Linked DNA regions of Homo sapiens: region 1 is linked to region 2. A link is a loop called in an ENCODE intact Hi-C map of the cell type or tissue named here. Cell type or tissue: gastrocnemius medialis. All regions are shown on one strand.

The links. A loop is a pair of places that touch in the nucleus more often than their neighbours do. Peaks named below come from ENCODE experiments on the same cell type or tissue, not always from the same donor. Only the 100,000 strongest peaks of a DNase experiment are listed, where the experiment ranks them.
Region 1: a loop joins it to region 2, with 2.8 times the contacts of the local background. A loop is called at or near these places in 2 of 110 quality-filtered maps.

What each region holds. Positions count from the first base shown.
Region 1 is chr2:97,932,182-97,940,181 of GRCh38, forward strand. All of the region lies in intron 1 of TMEM131 (transmembrane protein 131), which reads right to left. Among named protein-coding and RNA genes, the nearest start is that of TMEM131, 60 kb to the right of the region's middle. RefSeq lists an enhancer at 3,975-4,476. In gastrocnemius medialis, no CTCF peak of the experiment used is centred here; a DNase peak (open chromatin) is centred at 4,170; H3K27ac peaks cover 6,987 bases.
Region 2 is chr2:98,159,165-98,167,164 of GRCh38, forward strand. It overlaps VWA3B (von Willebrand factor A domain containing 3B), which reads left to right. Exons shown (of 28, transcript NM_144992.5): 8 at 3,687-3,812. Among named protein-coding and RNA genes, the nearest start is that of VWA3B, 76 kb to the left of the region's middle. RefSeq lists an enhancer at 3,816-4,362. In gastrocnemius medialis, no CTCF peak of the experiment used is centred here; DNase peaks (open chromatin) are centred at 1,607, 2,247, 3,707, 5,297 and 1 weaker place; H3K27ac peaks cover 6,089 bases.

The DNA of each region.
Region 1 (8,000 bases), 230 kb before region 2:
ACATTGTTAAATACATCAATATCTCTTTTACAGTTACACTTGCTCAATATTTTGTTTCAACAAAGGGCTCAATAGCAATTTTAAAACATCCTGGACTAGGTCCACATGGGTCCCTTCGAGCTTAAAGACATTTTATGATCAAAGCTTTGTTTCTTCCCTCATTAGTTTTATTATCTGAAAAATGTAACATATACTTGTCTTCTTGCCACATTAGAAGTACAAGGGAACTCATATAAACCATATTTTAATTTTATCAAGACCACTCAATATCATCAACTTCCTAAAGAAGCTAATGCCCATGTTGTTTACTAAAACTCAAAATATAATCCTATGTAATTCAGATGTGCAGGATATATACCATACATCTAAAAAGATGAGCCAGAAAGGTTTTTCAAAATTAATTTTATAGCTAAAGACAAAATACCATAATTAATTTTCACCTTATCCTAAAGAATCTAAGTCATCTAAAAAGATCTGTAAACTTCAGTTATAAAATGTAGAACTAATGCTCAAGAACCACCAACTACTCTTAGCAGCTTCAGTATCAGAAAATCACTAAAACTCTGAAGCTCGCACTGCAAATGCTCTAAAAACTAAGCTATTACTGGAACTATAGCCCAAAACAGCAGGCCCTAGTCAGGACCTATATGATAAACCTAAATAGGCTGACTGTTAAAACAAAGTATTTAAATGCAGTCATGTACCATGTAATGTTTTGGTCAACGATGGACTGCATAGATGATGGTGGCTCCATAAGATTATAATACTGTATTTACTGTACCCTTTTCTATGTTTAGATACACGAAAACTTGCCATTGTGTTACAACTGCCTACAGTATTCAGTATAGTAACATGTTGTACAGGCTTGCAGTCTAGGAGCAATAGGCTGTATCATATACCTTAGGTATGTAGTAGGCTATACCACCTAGGTTTGTGTAGGTACACTCTATGTTAGCACAATGATTAAATGGCCTAACACCACTTAGGATGTTTTCCACGTTGAGTGATGCGTGACCATAGTACCCAAAGTCTCCAAACAGAAACACCAAGTGTCCATCACAGATGAATGGATCAACATGGCAGTTACATAATGAAATATTATTCAGCCACAAAAAAGAATGAAATTCTGATATATGCTACAACATGGATGGACCTTGAAAATATTATAGTAAGTGAAATAAGCTAGACAAAAAAGGGCAAATACTGTGCTTCTACTCACATGAAAAATGTAGAATAAGCAAATTCACGGGGACAGAAAGTAGATTAGAGGTTACTGGGCAACAGGGTAGGGGGAAGTGAGGAGTTGTGGCTTAATGGTTACTGAGTCTCTAGGGTAATGAAAAAAGAATGGTGGTGTTTGTATAACATTGTGATTAATGCTACTGAATTGTACACTTAAAATAGTTATAAATGCTGAATTTTATGCTACATACATGTTATTTTAAAAACTACAAAACTCATTAACTTAGACAAAAAAAAAATTACAAATTGAACCCAGCAATGTATAAAATTATGCATCACGACCAAGTGACTTTTACTCAAGGTATGCAAGACTCACCCAAAATTCAAAAACTGATCATTGTAATTCACCCCATCAACAGGCTAAAGAGGAAAAACACATGATCATATCAACTGACACAGAAAAAGTATTTGACAAAACCGAACACCTCTTCATGATAAAAACTCTCAAGAAGATAGGAGAAATGTAGAACTACCTCAATCTCAACCTCTAGGTAATATCCTTCTTACCAGTAAAAGACTGAATATATAGGCCCTGAGACTGGGAACATGTCAAGGATGTGGCTCTCACTCTATTCAACATGTGCTAGAAGTTCTGGCCACTTTAACAAGGCAAGGAAAAAAAAAAGACGAACACACTGGAAAGGAAATAAAACTCCCTAATTGCAGGCTACATACTTGTCTATGTAAAAACCCCAAGGACTCAAAAAGAAAAGTCCTTCTTAAAGGTAATAAGTACATATAGCAAAGTTGCAGAATACAAGGTCTAAATCCTAAAATCCAGTACATTTCTATATACTAACAATGAATATGCAAAAATCAACATTAAAATGCCATTTACAACGCCATTTACGACTCCAAATAAAATGAAGTACCTCAGATATAAATCTAAGAAAGCATGCACAGGACATATGTACTGAAATATACAAAATGCTGATGAAATAAATCAAAGAAGATCTACATAAACAAGAAGACACACTATATTCATGGATTAAAAGACTCAAAATGTAAAGATGTTAATTCTTCCCAAATTAATCTGTGGGTTTAATGTAAACCCTGTAAAAATCCCAGGATAATTTTTTGTTGACAAGCTTATACAAAAAATTAGATAGGAACAAACCCTAGAATTGCTAAAAACAATCTTCAAAAACAAGAATAAAGTGAGAGGAATCACTCCACCAGACATTATGTCTTACTGCATAACTTCAGTAACCAAGGCAGTGTGATATTGGCAGAGGGATAGACACATAAATCACTTGCAGAGAGTAGAACACCTAGAAACAGAACCATATATGCCTCACTGGTTTTGACAAAATTGCAAAAGCAATTCATTGGAAGAACAGCTTTTCCAACAAATAGCACAGAAGCAATGAGACATCTATAGACCAAAACAATATTTTTCTTAAAGAACCCTGACCTAATCCTTACAACTTATACAAAAATTAACTCAAAATACATCACTGCTCTAAATTTAAAATGTAAAACTATAAAACTTTTTAAAAAGGATAGAGAAGATCTTCAGGATCTAAGGTTTGGCAGTGTTCCTAGAGTTGACACCAAAAGCACAATCCAGAAAAAAAAAATGATAAATTGTTGTACCTCATTCAAAATTAAAAACTTTGCCCTTCACATGACCCTGTTAAGAGTAGGACAGGACAAACTACGAAAAGGTATAAAATATTTGCAAACTACATATTTAACAAAAGTCTAAAGATCTAGGCTATATAAAGAACTCAAAAACAAACAGAAAAGAACAATCCAATAAGCAAGTGAAAAGATGTTCAACATCATTAACCATCAGGGAAATGGTAATGAAAGCCACAATATCAGGATGGTGAAAATGAAATACCCATTCCTATCAAAAGATCAACATCCTGGTTGTGACTTTGTAGTATTCTTTGTCAAGATATTGCCATTGGGAGGAACCAGGTACAGGCTACACAGGATCTCTCTGTATAACTTCTTATAACAGTGTATGATTCTAAAATGATCTCAATAAGAATCTGTATTAAAAAATGAAATAGCTAATGATAAATTCTGGTAATTAGTTCTACCTGCTCAATAGTTTATCTTCAAAATGTTTTTGTAATAGTGATTCTTAAATGGGTTAATATTTATAATATTAAGATAATGAAATTTAATTTCAGGACCTACATGCCATTATCAATGTTAATTCAATCAACTGGTTTTGACAGCAAAAGTTGAGAATAGTTTGAAGAAACAAAATAGCACAGAAGAAGAAAAAAAAGCAACAGAGGTACTGTCAGTGAAAATGGCAAAGTTAGGGACATTTGAAAATTCTAACAAGAACAAGAAAATTGGCAGCATCAGAATAAACTTTCTAAGAACTCTGGCAATTAACCAAAAGCTTGCAGCAATCTCCAAAAGCTTGCAGCAATCCATGGAATGTTAATACATTTTTAAAAAGCTGAATCTCAACAAGAACAGTGAAATATGTGGCATTTAACTTTTCTATTCTCATTCTCTTCTCTCCAGCTCTGTGACAGCACTATAACCAACAGCCCAATCACAGTGAAAATCAGCAGCCTGACAGGCAATAAGGGTGGCAGAACAATGCTGCAGCTCCTCGAAAGCCTGATTTCCAGAGAACTGTCTTTATCTGATCTGTGTGGTGAGTCCCAGTGAGGCCCCACCTGGAAGGCTACTTTTATTTGACCTGACTCAGAGCTTTCCCACTGTGAAAAGCCTCGACCCTGGTAACAGTTGTCAAAAACCTTTAGGGGAAATTTTTAAAAATTTGGCTGCAGAACAATGTGGTAGATGACAGTTGGGCCAAACAATAAGCAGACCCAAAAGTTTAAAAGGAAAAGTTGGGAATAAGATGTCCACAGGGGCTGTAAAAAGTGTTGACACCTTCCTGCCAATCTAGAAGGTCCTGTGTACGCATCGGGCTCTGGCTCTGCCTGTGCTCAGAAGAAACCTGAGACATCCCTAAGCTCTCACACCTGGGGCTGACCCCAGGCTTTGTGTAAACAGGAGGGGAAGGCTAAGGAACAGCTGTCAACTGCCCGGCTGAGTGTTTTGATGTGCCCCAACACACACATATGTACGCAAATACACAGGCCTCTCAACAAAGATGGGGAGAATTACTGGTTCCAGGTTTTTAAGGAAATCTCTGTTCAATCATTAGATGACTATGAAGCTCACCACACGGAGACTTCAGTAGCCATGCACCACAAATAATATAGATTTAAAATAACTTGTTCAGAAAGCCACTAAACAAACAGCAACAAAAACAACAACAAACCTTAGGGAGGGGAAAATCTAATTTCCAGAGTTGCCACCTTATATGTTAGTTGTCCAGTTTTCAACAAAAAATTGAGAGACATACAAAGAAACAAAAAAGTATAAAGGGACAAAAAGTATTTAATAGAAACTGCCCTTGAGAAAGCCCAGGTTTTAGAATTACTGAATAATTTAATTCAGCTATATTAAATATATTCAAAGAACTAAAGGAAATAATGTCCAAAGAACTAAAAGTCACACCAAATGGAGAATATTAAGAAGAGAAAGAAATTATTAAAATAACCAAATAGAAAAGCACAGTAACTGAAATGAGCCCCTCCCACTGCCCAGTTTTCAAATAAATTTAAAGAAACAAGAAAGTATGGCTCATACATAGGAAAAAATGCAATCAACAGTAATGGTCCCTGAGGACAGGACTTACTAGAAGACTTTAAATAAGCTATTTTAAATATGTTCAAAGGAAAAAAGGAAACCACGTGCAAAACTAAAGTATGAGAACAACGCTTCACCAAACAGAAAATATCAATAAAGAGAAAGAAACTGGAAAAAACAAGCAAATTGAAATTCTGGACATAAAAGTACAATAACTAAAATAATTCATCAGAGGGGCTCAATAGCATATTTTGGCAGGCAAAGGAAAGAATCAGCAAACTCAAAAATAGGTTGGTTAAGATTATCCAGTCTGGGAAACAGAAATAAAAATGAAGAAAAATGAAAAGAGCCTGAGTGACTACAAAACACCATCTGTACAACAGGAGTCTCAGAAGAGGAGAGAAAAAAAGGCATGAAGAATATTTGAAGAATAGGTGACATTAGTCCAAACTAAACTATTACAAGTTGATGTTAATTGTAATTCTCACAGCAACTATTAAAAAATAAATTTTAAAAATTCAGACTTTAAGATAAAAATTGCTACAAGAGGAAAAAAGACATTTAATAATAATAAAGGGATCACTCCATTAAGATGACATAATTATAAACATACGTGAACCTAACAAGAGAGCTCCAAAACACAGGAAATAAAAACATGCAGGATGAAGGGATAAAGAAGAAATTCAATAAAAATATTTGGAGAATTCAATATCCCACTTTCAAACATGGGTAGAACAACTAGAGAGAAGGTCATCAGACTAACAGCGGATCTCTCTGCAGAAACTCTGCAAGCCAGAAGAGAGTGGGGGCCAATATTCAACATTCTTAAAAGAATTTTCAACCCAGAATTTCATATCCACCCAAACTAAACTTCGTAAGTGAAAGAGAAATAAAATCCTTTACAGACAAACAAATACTGAGAGATTCTGTCACCACCAGGCCTGCCTTACAAGAGCTCCTGAAAGAAGCACTAAACATGGAAAGGAACAACCGGTACCAGCCACCTGCAAAATCATGCCAAATTGTAAAGACCATCAAGGCTAGGAAGAAACTGTATCAACTAACGAGCAAAATAACCAGCTAACATCATAATGACAGGATCAAATTCACATATAACAATATTAACCTTAAATGTAAATGAGCTAAATGCTCCAATTAAAAGACACAGACTGGCAAATTGGATAAAGAGTCAAGACCCATCAGTGTGCTGTATTCAGGAAACCCATCTCACCTGCAGAGACACACATAGGCTCAAAATAAAGGGGTGGAGGAAAATCTGCCAAGCAAATGGAAATCAAAAAAAAGCAGGGGTTGCAATCCTAGTCTCTGATAAAACAGACTTTAAACCAACAAAAATCAAAAGAGACAAAGAAGGCCATTACATAATGGTAAAGGGATCAATTCAACAAGAAGAACTAACTATCCTAAATATATATGCACCAATACAGGAGCACCCAGATTCACAAAACAAGCCCTTAGACACCTACAAAGAGACTTAGACTCCCACACAATAATAATGGGAGACTTCAACACCCCACTGTCAACATTAGACAGATCAATGAGACAGAAAGTTAACAAGGATATCCAGGAATTGAACTCAGGTCTGCACCAAGCAGACCTAATAGACATCTACAGAACTCTCCACCCCAAATCAACAGAATATATGTTCTTCTCAGCACCACATCGCACTTATTCCAAAATTGACCACATAGTTGGAAGTAAAGCACTCCTCGGCAAATGTAAAAGAATAGAAATTATAACAAACTGTCTCTCAGACCATGGTGCAATCAAACTAGAACTCAGGATTAAGAAACTCACTCAAAACCGCTCAACTACATGGAAACTGAACAACCTGCTCCTGAATGACTACTGGGTACATAACGAAATGAAGGCAGAAATAAAGATGTTCTTTGAAACCAATGAGAACAAAGACACAACATACCAGAATCTCTGGGACACATTTAAAGCAGTGTGTAGAGGGAAATTTATACCACCAAATGCCCACAAGAGAAAGCAGGAAAGATCTAAAATTGACACACTAACATCACAATTAAAAGAACTAGAAAAGCAAGAGCAAACACATTCAAAAGCTAGCAGAAGGCAAGAAATAACTAAGATCAGAGCAGAACTGAAGGAGATACAGACAAAAAAAACCCTTCAAAAAATCAATGAATCCAGGAGCTGGTTTTTTGAAAAGATCAACAAAATTGATAGACCTCTAGCAAGACTAATAAAGAAGAAAAGAGAAGAATCAAATAGACGCAATAAAAAATGATAAAGGAGATATCACCACCGATCCCACAGAAATAAACTACCATCAGAGAATACTATAAACACCTCTATGCAAATAAACTAGAAAATCTAGAAGAAATGGATAAATTCCTGGACACATACTCCCTCCCAAGACTAAACCAGAAAGAAGTTGAATCCCTGAATAGACCAATAACAGGCTCTGAAACTGAGGCAATAATTAATAGCCTACAAACCAAAAGAAGTCCAGGACCAGACAGATTCACAGCCGAATTCTACCAGAGGTATAAAGAGGAGCTGGTACCATTCCTTCTGAAACTATTGCAATCAACAGAAAAAGAGGGAATCCTCCCTAACTCATCTTATGAGGCCAGCAACATCCTAATACCAAAGCCTGGCAGAGACACAGGAAAAAAAGAATTTTAGACCAATATCCCTGATGAACATCGATGCAAAATCTTCAATAAAATACTGGCAAACTGAATCCAGTAGCACATCAAAAAGCTTATCCACGAAGATCAAGTTGGCTTCATCCCTGAGATGTAAGGCTGGTTCAACATACGCAAATCAATAAACGTAATCCATCATATAAACAGAACCAAAGACAAAAACTACATGACTATCTCAATAGATGCAGAAAAGGCCTTTGACAAAATTCAACATCCCTTCATGCTAAAAACTCTCAATAAACTAGGTATTGATGGGACATATCTCAAAATAATAAGAGCCATTTATGACAAACCCACAGCCAGTATCATACCGAATAGACAAAAATTGGAAGCATTCCCTTTGAAAACTGGCACAAGACAGGGATGCCCTCTCTCACCACTCCTATTCTACATAGTGTTGGAAGTTCTGGCCAAGCAATCAGG
Region 2 (8,000 bases):
TAATGAAAAACAGCAGCAGACTGTGACATTGCTCCCAGGTATGTTAGCATTTTAACACGAGCCTGCAAATTGTTTTTTTGTTTTGTTTTGGTTTGGTTTTTTTGTTTGTTTTTGAGATGCAGTCTTTCTCTGTCACCCAGGCTGGAGTGCAATGGCTCTCTGCAACCTCTGCTTCCCAGGTTCAAGAGATTCTCCTGCCTCAGCCTCCTGAGTAGCTGGGATTACAGGCACCTGCCACCACACCCGGCTCATTTTTGTATTTTTAGTAGAGACGGAGTTTCACCATGTTAGCCAGGCTGGTCTCAAACACCAGACCTCAGGTGATCCTCCTGCCTAGGCCTCCCAAAGTGCTGAGATTACAGATGTGAGCCACTGCGCCCGGCCTTCAAATTGTTACCAGGTGTCTGGGAGGGCAGCAGTCATGCAAGGCGGGGGATTGGGCAGGCATGCATTCTGGTTGGAGAATCCACTAGGTCTCCTGAATGACTCCATTAGGAACCGTATCCAGCTTCTGTTGTCAGGCAGACCTTAGTTGGCTTCCACCTTGACAGTCAAGATACATACAGCTTTGGTTGGGCACGGTGGCTCATGCCTGTAATCTCAGCACTTTGGGAGGCTGAGGCGGGTGGATCACCTGAGGTCAGGGAGTTCAAGACCAGCCTGTCCAACATGGTGAAACCCCATCTCTACTAAAAAAATACAAAAATTAGCCAGGTGTGGTGGTGATCCCAGCTATTCGGGAGGCTGAGGCACAAGAATCGCTTTAACCTGGGAGGCAGAGGTTGCAGTGAGCCTAGATCGTGCTACTGCACTCCAGCCTGGGCGACAGAGCAAGAATCCATTAAAAAAAAAAAAAAAAGATACATAAAGATACATACAGCTTCCTGCTGTTTCATCTCCTCCCTGGTGTAGCCTGGAGAATTTCAAATTCACGGAGGTCTGAACAGCGGGGTTTCCTGTGCCCCCATCGTCTTCCATCCCCAATGGGGCTCTGTCCCTCGGCTGTGGCTATCTGAGATCCCAACTAAGTCCTTAAAAGTGACCTTGATAAAACTGGCAGTGCTTCCTTACTGTGTGAGGAATAACTTGAAATAAAACCTGTGCATTGTCATGATGCTTTTACTGTTCTGTAGCTTTCTTTTTCACTGTTTTTTTGTTTTGTTTTGTTTTCTTTTCTTTTGTTTTTAAGCAAAGCAAATCAGATGGACTTGTGTTGCTCTCTGATCACCGACATAGCAGTCTGTAGCTGCTTCATCACGATCACTAGACTGGGGTAGTGATAATCCTAGATACTGCCTGCACAGGGAGCACGTCCCGGTCACTGCTGTCCCAGAGACACATTTCCCTGTCCCTGGATGACCAAGAGCCGACTGGGTTTCCTCGGAACTTTCTCCTTTGACCCTGCCCTGTGGTGTACTCCCTCTTAAGATATTATTGACAAGTCTAGAGGAAAGCCTTGACTCATTTGAAACTTTTAAGAGACTCCTGCTACTTAACACCTCCAGGCTGAAGCAAGCAGCTGGCAGTCTGTCTTGATTTTACAGCGTTCAGAGGGCCTGTGGGCTTAAGGTTCGCATTTGGCAGCAGCCTGTGTTATTTTTGGATTTTCAACATGGAGCTCAGGACACATCAGATTTCACTTCCTAGGCTGTTGATGGCCACAGAGCCATGGTAGCCGTCCGTCTCTGTCAGGGCTTGTCACTTGCCCCTTTAGGAACATAGCTATTAATACTCTCTCACTTGATTTGTCCCACTTCAAGAGGCTAGAACTTTGATGTCCCTTTTTTCTGCCCTACCCTTCTTGACTATATTTTAAAATTCAGAAACATCAACTCTGGTCTGCCCTAGTCTGCCTTGTTGGCTTAGGATCAGTCCTTTGGCCCCGGGTGGATGAGTCTCCTGGGGTGCCCCGTAGACTGGAGGGTGGTCTCTCATCATCTGTGATTGTGGGATATTGGGCATCAGTTAATTATCATGCAGACTTGGGAAGTGGGAGGAAGGGGCTTTTCGGTGTATTTGGTGACAGAACATGTCTCAGCCAAGGGGCAGGGACTGCCAGTTGCCACCCAGATACACTCCCTTGCTCCTTAGGCTGTAGCCCCAATTTTACTTAGGGTTGCAGTATACCCAGCCTAAAAGCATTTCTCAATTTCCCTTGCTGCCAGATGGGGCTGCGTGATGCCATTCTGGCAGTGGCTAAGTAATGAAGCTGTGGGGTGGGCCTTCTGGGCAGGGTGCCTCGAAGGAACTGACTCCATCAGGGGGTGTGCTTCTGTGTCCTCCCAGTGGCCCTGCTGCTCAGGACGTGCTGCTTGGCACTAAGGACACCATGTTGAATCATAAGGTGGCTGAAGACAGAAGGATGTGCTGAGATGACCGAGGAGCAGGATAGAAAGAGTGTGGATCTGTTTTCAAGATTTTAAAAATTAACCTTTTTATTTTGAGATAATTATAGATTCACAGGCAGTGGTAATAAGTGATACAGGGAGATGCCCATCTATTATTTATCTATTTATCTATTTATTTATTTATTTCAAGATGGAGTCTCATTCTGTCTCCTGGGCTGGAGTCTCACTCTGTCTCCTGAGCTGGAGTGCAGTGGTGTGATCTCAGCTCACTGCAGCCTCCGCCTCCCCAGTTCAAGTGATTCTCCTGTCTCAGCCTCCTGAGTAGCTGGGATTACAGGCACGGGCCACCACGCTCAGCTAATTTTTGTATTTTTAGTAGAGACGGGGTTTCACCATGTTGGCCAGCCTGGTCTCGAACTCCTGACCTCCATTGATCTGCCCGCCTCGGCCTCCCAAAGTTTTACAGGATTACAGGCGTATGCCACCGTGCCCAGCCTGCCCATCTATTCTTTACCCACTTTCCCCCATAGTAACATAGTACCACAGCATGGCTGGGACCTTGACTTTGATACAGTTAAGGTAGCAGGACAGGACCTCTCACCGTGCACCTCTGCATGGCACACCACAGAGTGCACATCCATTTCCCCCCGGCCCACCCGCCCCAACATCTAGAAACTGCTGATCTGTTAGAGCCTGGATCTCGATGAAGGCAGAGCCTGTATCCCAGCCCTAAACCACTCTCCTTGGCATGAACTTCGATTGATTGAAAGACATAAATATCTAAATTAATGGTGCCATGTCATTTTAAAAAAGTGTTATAGAGTCAAACCTATCCCTTAACTGAGACAGTAGAGGTCCAGAAAAGGAGACCAGGCAATCACTATTACATTGGGGGAAATATTATACCTGTGGTTTCAAAGAAGCAGGACACCTTGGCTACATGGCGAAAGGATTAGGGGTTGTTGCTTTCACAACATTCCATTGCATTTCCCCTCCTCGCAGCGGTGACCCTGGCTTGTGTGAGGTGCTTTTGAATGTTTTTATTCCTATCTTATTTGGGTATTATCAATAATTCATTTTAAATATTCTGGCTGCTACAAACATTTACTTTAGAAGGATTTATTGTATCCTAAAGTCTGCATTTATGATTTCTTGAGATGATATCACTTCCTTGGGGATTTCAGTTCTGATTCTCAGAAAGAGATTAGTGGGGGAAGCGGAATTTGATGTTCAGAAATGTTCCAGAAACTTGGCTGCAATGCGTCAGGCCTGCTAGGCGGGCTGCCACATTCCTGGGCCTGTCTCAGCCGGCCGCTCATGCTGTGTCTCCCCTTTTAGGAGCTGGAGTCAGAGAGGACGTGTTTCTCGTTTGGCAAGAGATGGAGGAAGCCTGCAGCACGCTGGCCCAGATCCAGAGGCTGGTGGCCGAGCCTCCCAAGCCCGACGTGGCCACTGTGGACTGCGGTTGGTGCTATTTCTGGTCACTGGTGTAAAAGATTCATAAATGTTACTAGCTGGGGACCAGGGGCTGCTTCCATGTTCCTGACCAGAGAAGCTCCAGAGCCCAGCTGCGAGGGGCTGCTGAGGAGAGCAGCCAGAGCTGTGTGGGGTGAGGGGTGGGGAGGGGGCTGAACACACATGCATGGACATGTGTGTGTGTGTGTGCCCACGTGCTCACATGTGTGCATATGTGGAGATTGTCAGTACCCAGAGCTGGACAGTAAAGTGGTAAAAACAGATGCTTGGGCCGGGCGCGGTGGCTCACACCTGTTACCCCAGCACTTTGGGAGGCCGAGGCGGGTGGATCACGAGGTCAGGAGATCGAGACCATCCTGGCCAACATGGTGAAACCCCGTCTCTACTGAAAATACAAAAATTAGCTGGGTGTGGTGGCCCGTGCCTGTAATCCCAGCTACTCAGGAGGCTGAGGCAGGAGAATGGCTTGAACCCGGGAGGCAGAGATCACAGTGAGCCGAGATCGTGCCACTGCACTCCAGCCTAGCAATGGAGAGAGACTCTGTCTCAAAAACAACAACAACAACAACAATAACAATAACAAAACAGATTCTTGACAAACTCTTGTATACTAAGGAAAACCAGACCTCTGTATAAAACTGGGCTCAATTCTGAGTACAACATGGACAAGTGGGGATTCATAGCCAAGGTCAGGGGGACGCCAGTGGATGGAAAATTATTAAGAGGAGATGTTAAGGGCAGGGGGGCTTCTCGCTAAACCAACTTGACAGGATTCTTTCAGGAGAGAGGCCAGTGTGATCAGATGTCGCCTGGGGGACGGTGGGAACGAGGATGTGGATCAGATAGCAAAGCGATCAGATACTGAGGGTGGGGCATTCTGGCTACACTGACTTAGGCTTTTTGCTAAAATCAGGCGATGCAGAGATGAGCATAGAAGTGCAAAGGTTGAGGCCTCGCTGAGAAGAGCATTCAGAGGAGCCTGGCTGAAGGCTGGGCAAGGGGAGACTGTCGAGTTGCCGGTGCTCTTCCAGGGAGGAGGAGCAGGAGAGCTCAGTGATCGGCTCGGCCAGCCTTGACCCTTGCCTGCAGACAAAATCCCATCCACGCTGTCTGTGTCTGTGCAGGCAACCATCTGACTTGCTCTCAGATGCCTACAGGAAGGCCTAAATCAGTTTTCTTTGAGCAGGGTCCAGGACCTTGCGGCAGAAGGGGACACAGGCTGGGGAAAAAGTGTGGAATGTTTACTTGGAAGGAGTAGTGTGAATGGGGGTTTGAGTTATTAATATTAAAAAGAAATTATTAAAATCCAGTTGCATTTCTGATATTCACCTAACACTCTTCTATCTAATTTGGAATAGCCACTTGAAACTTTGGAGTTTGGAAGACTGATTTGCATTCCCTAAATGGTAGTAACAGCAATATGACCACTGAATGGGCACATACTATGTGTCAGGTGCTGCCCTGAGGGGTAGGCCTATATTTAGCTCATTTAAGCCTCATAACTCTATGAGGGAGTTTCTTATTATCTCCAACTGACAGGTGAGGAAACTGAATTACAGAGCGATTAAGTCATTGGCCATGGTCACATAGCTAGCAAACGTAGTCTGATTTTGAACCCAAAATGCAGAACAGCAACTTTCCTGCCTAAACTTTTACAAAAAAATATTAGCAGTGAGGCTGTACTCATCTTGATGTTGGTTTCCATGATTTAATTAGCACCTACCCTATTCTGAGTAAATGAAAGCACTTCTTGGTGTTTGATGGGTTCCAGCCCCACAACTGCACCATACAAACAACCTCACTGCATTTTTACTAGTGAAAGACATTGAGACTACACAAAATATTTTCTCCCTTTTTTTCTTATAAACCAAAGCATTTTTCATAACAATGGACATGAGTTTGGGGGTGAGAAAGACCTGGTTATAAATCCCAGCTCCATCACTAGACCCACCTGAGTTTGTCTCTTTTAGCCTTATTCTTCTGCACAACGACTATCATAATCTTGATGCTGAGGAACCACTGTACAGACAAAATACAATGATGCATGCTCCACACCAAGCAGGGACTTGATGTCAGCGCATTCTTTGCCCTTTCACAATTAGGGGAGTTGGTACACGGATTCTCCTGCATGGCCTTTCCTCTGTAAGGTGCTGGTTTCCTTTGGGGCACACCTGGTGGACGCACATACCTTACACATCAGGCACTGTTTAAGGCTCCTTATGAGCGTTAGCTCATTTCATATTTGCTACAATCTTAAGAGACAGGTGCTACTGCTAGTATTATCTCCGTTTTGGCTTCAGTAACTTGCCCAAGGCTACACAGCTAATGAGATGATGAAGCCTAGATTCAAAACCTAGTCCACCAGTAAAAATACTGATATCTGCTTCCCACCCACCGGACATGTAATCAGGATGTCTGATTAAATCATCCTGATTTAATCCCTATGGGATGACATTGGGACTTTTGAAAGCTCCCCGGGTGATCCTAGTGTGCAGCTAATTTTGGAACCACTGCCAGGCTGCAGTGCCTCCTGGGTTACAGAGGTGCAGAGGGCAGAGGGCAGGGAGGTCAGGCCGGCTGGGAAAGGGATGCAGTTAGAGGAGAAATGGGGATGGGGACTTGTGTAGAGGGAGAGAGAGGTTGAGGCATGGGCAAGCCTGCTGTGTGACTTGATAAATTCCTGGTGACTGTGGCTTTTTCCTGTGACTGGGTGTCCTGACCTGGGCTTAGGGCACTGGTTGCTGTGGTTGCATTGCCAGGGTTGGCTCCCTGGGTGTTCCTGAGAGGGACCTAATAGGCTTGTCTGGAGGAGCTGCTCACATGTAGTGACACCCACTCGAAAACCCAGATGGTCCCCTGTCATCCTGCAGATGAACAAAATGAACACCAAGCAGGGGACCCAGGCCAAACCCAGCACCTCCGCCCGGCAAAGAGAATGGGGAGCCTGCTGCTAAGGCATTTGTTTCGGGGAGTGTGTGGCCTGAATTGTGCCCCCCCAGTTCATACAATGAAGCCCCCATCATGAGACTGTATTTGGAGACAGGGTCTTTAAAAAGGTAATTAAGGGACCAGGTATGGTGGCTCACGCCTGTAATCCCAGCACTTTGGGAGGCCAAGGAGGGTGGATCACCTGAGGTCGGCAGTTCGAGACCAGCCTGGTCAACATGGCAAAACCCCATCTCTACCAAAAATACAAAAATTAGCCAGGTGTGGTGGCGCATGCCTTTAATCCCAGCCACTCAGGAGGCTGAGACACCAGAATCACTTGAACCCAGGAGGTGGAGGTGGCAGTGAGCAGAGATTGCCCCATTGCACTCCGGTCTGGGCAACAGAGCGAGACTCTGTCTCAAAACAAACAAACAAACAAACAACAAAATGGTAATTAAGGTTAAATGAGGTCATAAAAGGAGGGCCCTAATCTGATAGGATTGGTGTCTTTATAAGAATAGGGAGAGACACCTGCGAGCCCTCTCCCCAGAAGCACATGGAGGAAAGGTCGTGTGCAGCACAGAGAGAAGGTGGCCGTCTCCTAGCCGGGAAGAACAGCCTCATCAGAAACCAGCGTTGCTGGCACCTTCATCCTGGACTTCCAACCTCAGAGAGAAAATAAATGTCTGTCCTTTAAGCCCCCCAGCCTCTGGTGTTTTGTGATGGCAGCCCAAGCTGACTAATACAAGGCGTATTTAAGTTTGGTGTGGTTAGTCTTAAGAGTTAACAGAAGGTCTTGGATGTTATTCCTAAAGGAAACAGATGAGTTATAAGCCTCAGATACTGGGCAATGATGTATCAGTTCCCTTTGTTTTAATCTAATACACACACACACACACACACACACACTCAAACTAAAACCCAAAATAACTCTATGCAGAAATTTTCAAAAAATTCTTTGAATGTACCATCTCTATTGAAAAAGGAAAGTTTGGCTGGGACCTTTCATCACTGGCTAGCCATCTCAGCTTTCGTAGCTTCAATCTGGCCCTCTATACCACGTGTCCGACCTGCTCTCATTCCCACCGCAGCCCAGAGTTACTGAGGCAAAGGCTGGGTCAGTTCAAGACTGGCTTGGAAGGCCTCCTAGGAAGGCAGCAGCTGTTCCCCTAAGCTGGCTGCTCAGGGCCTGCAGACCCCAGGAGAGATGGTGGCCAGCGGGACAGGGAAGGGGCGGATTGGAGGAGA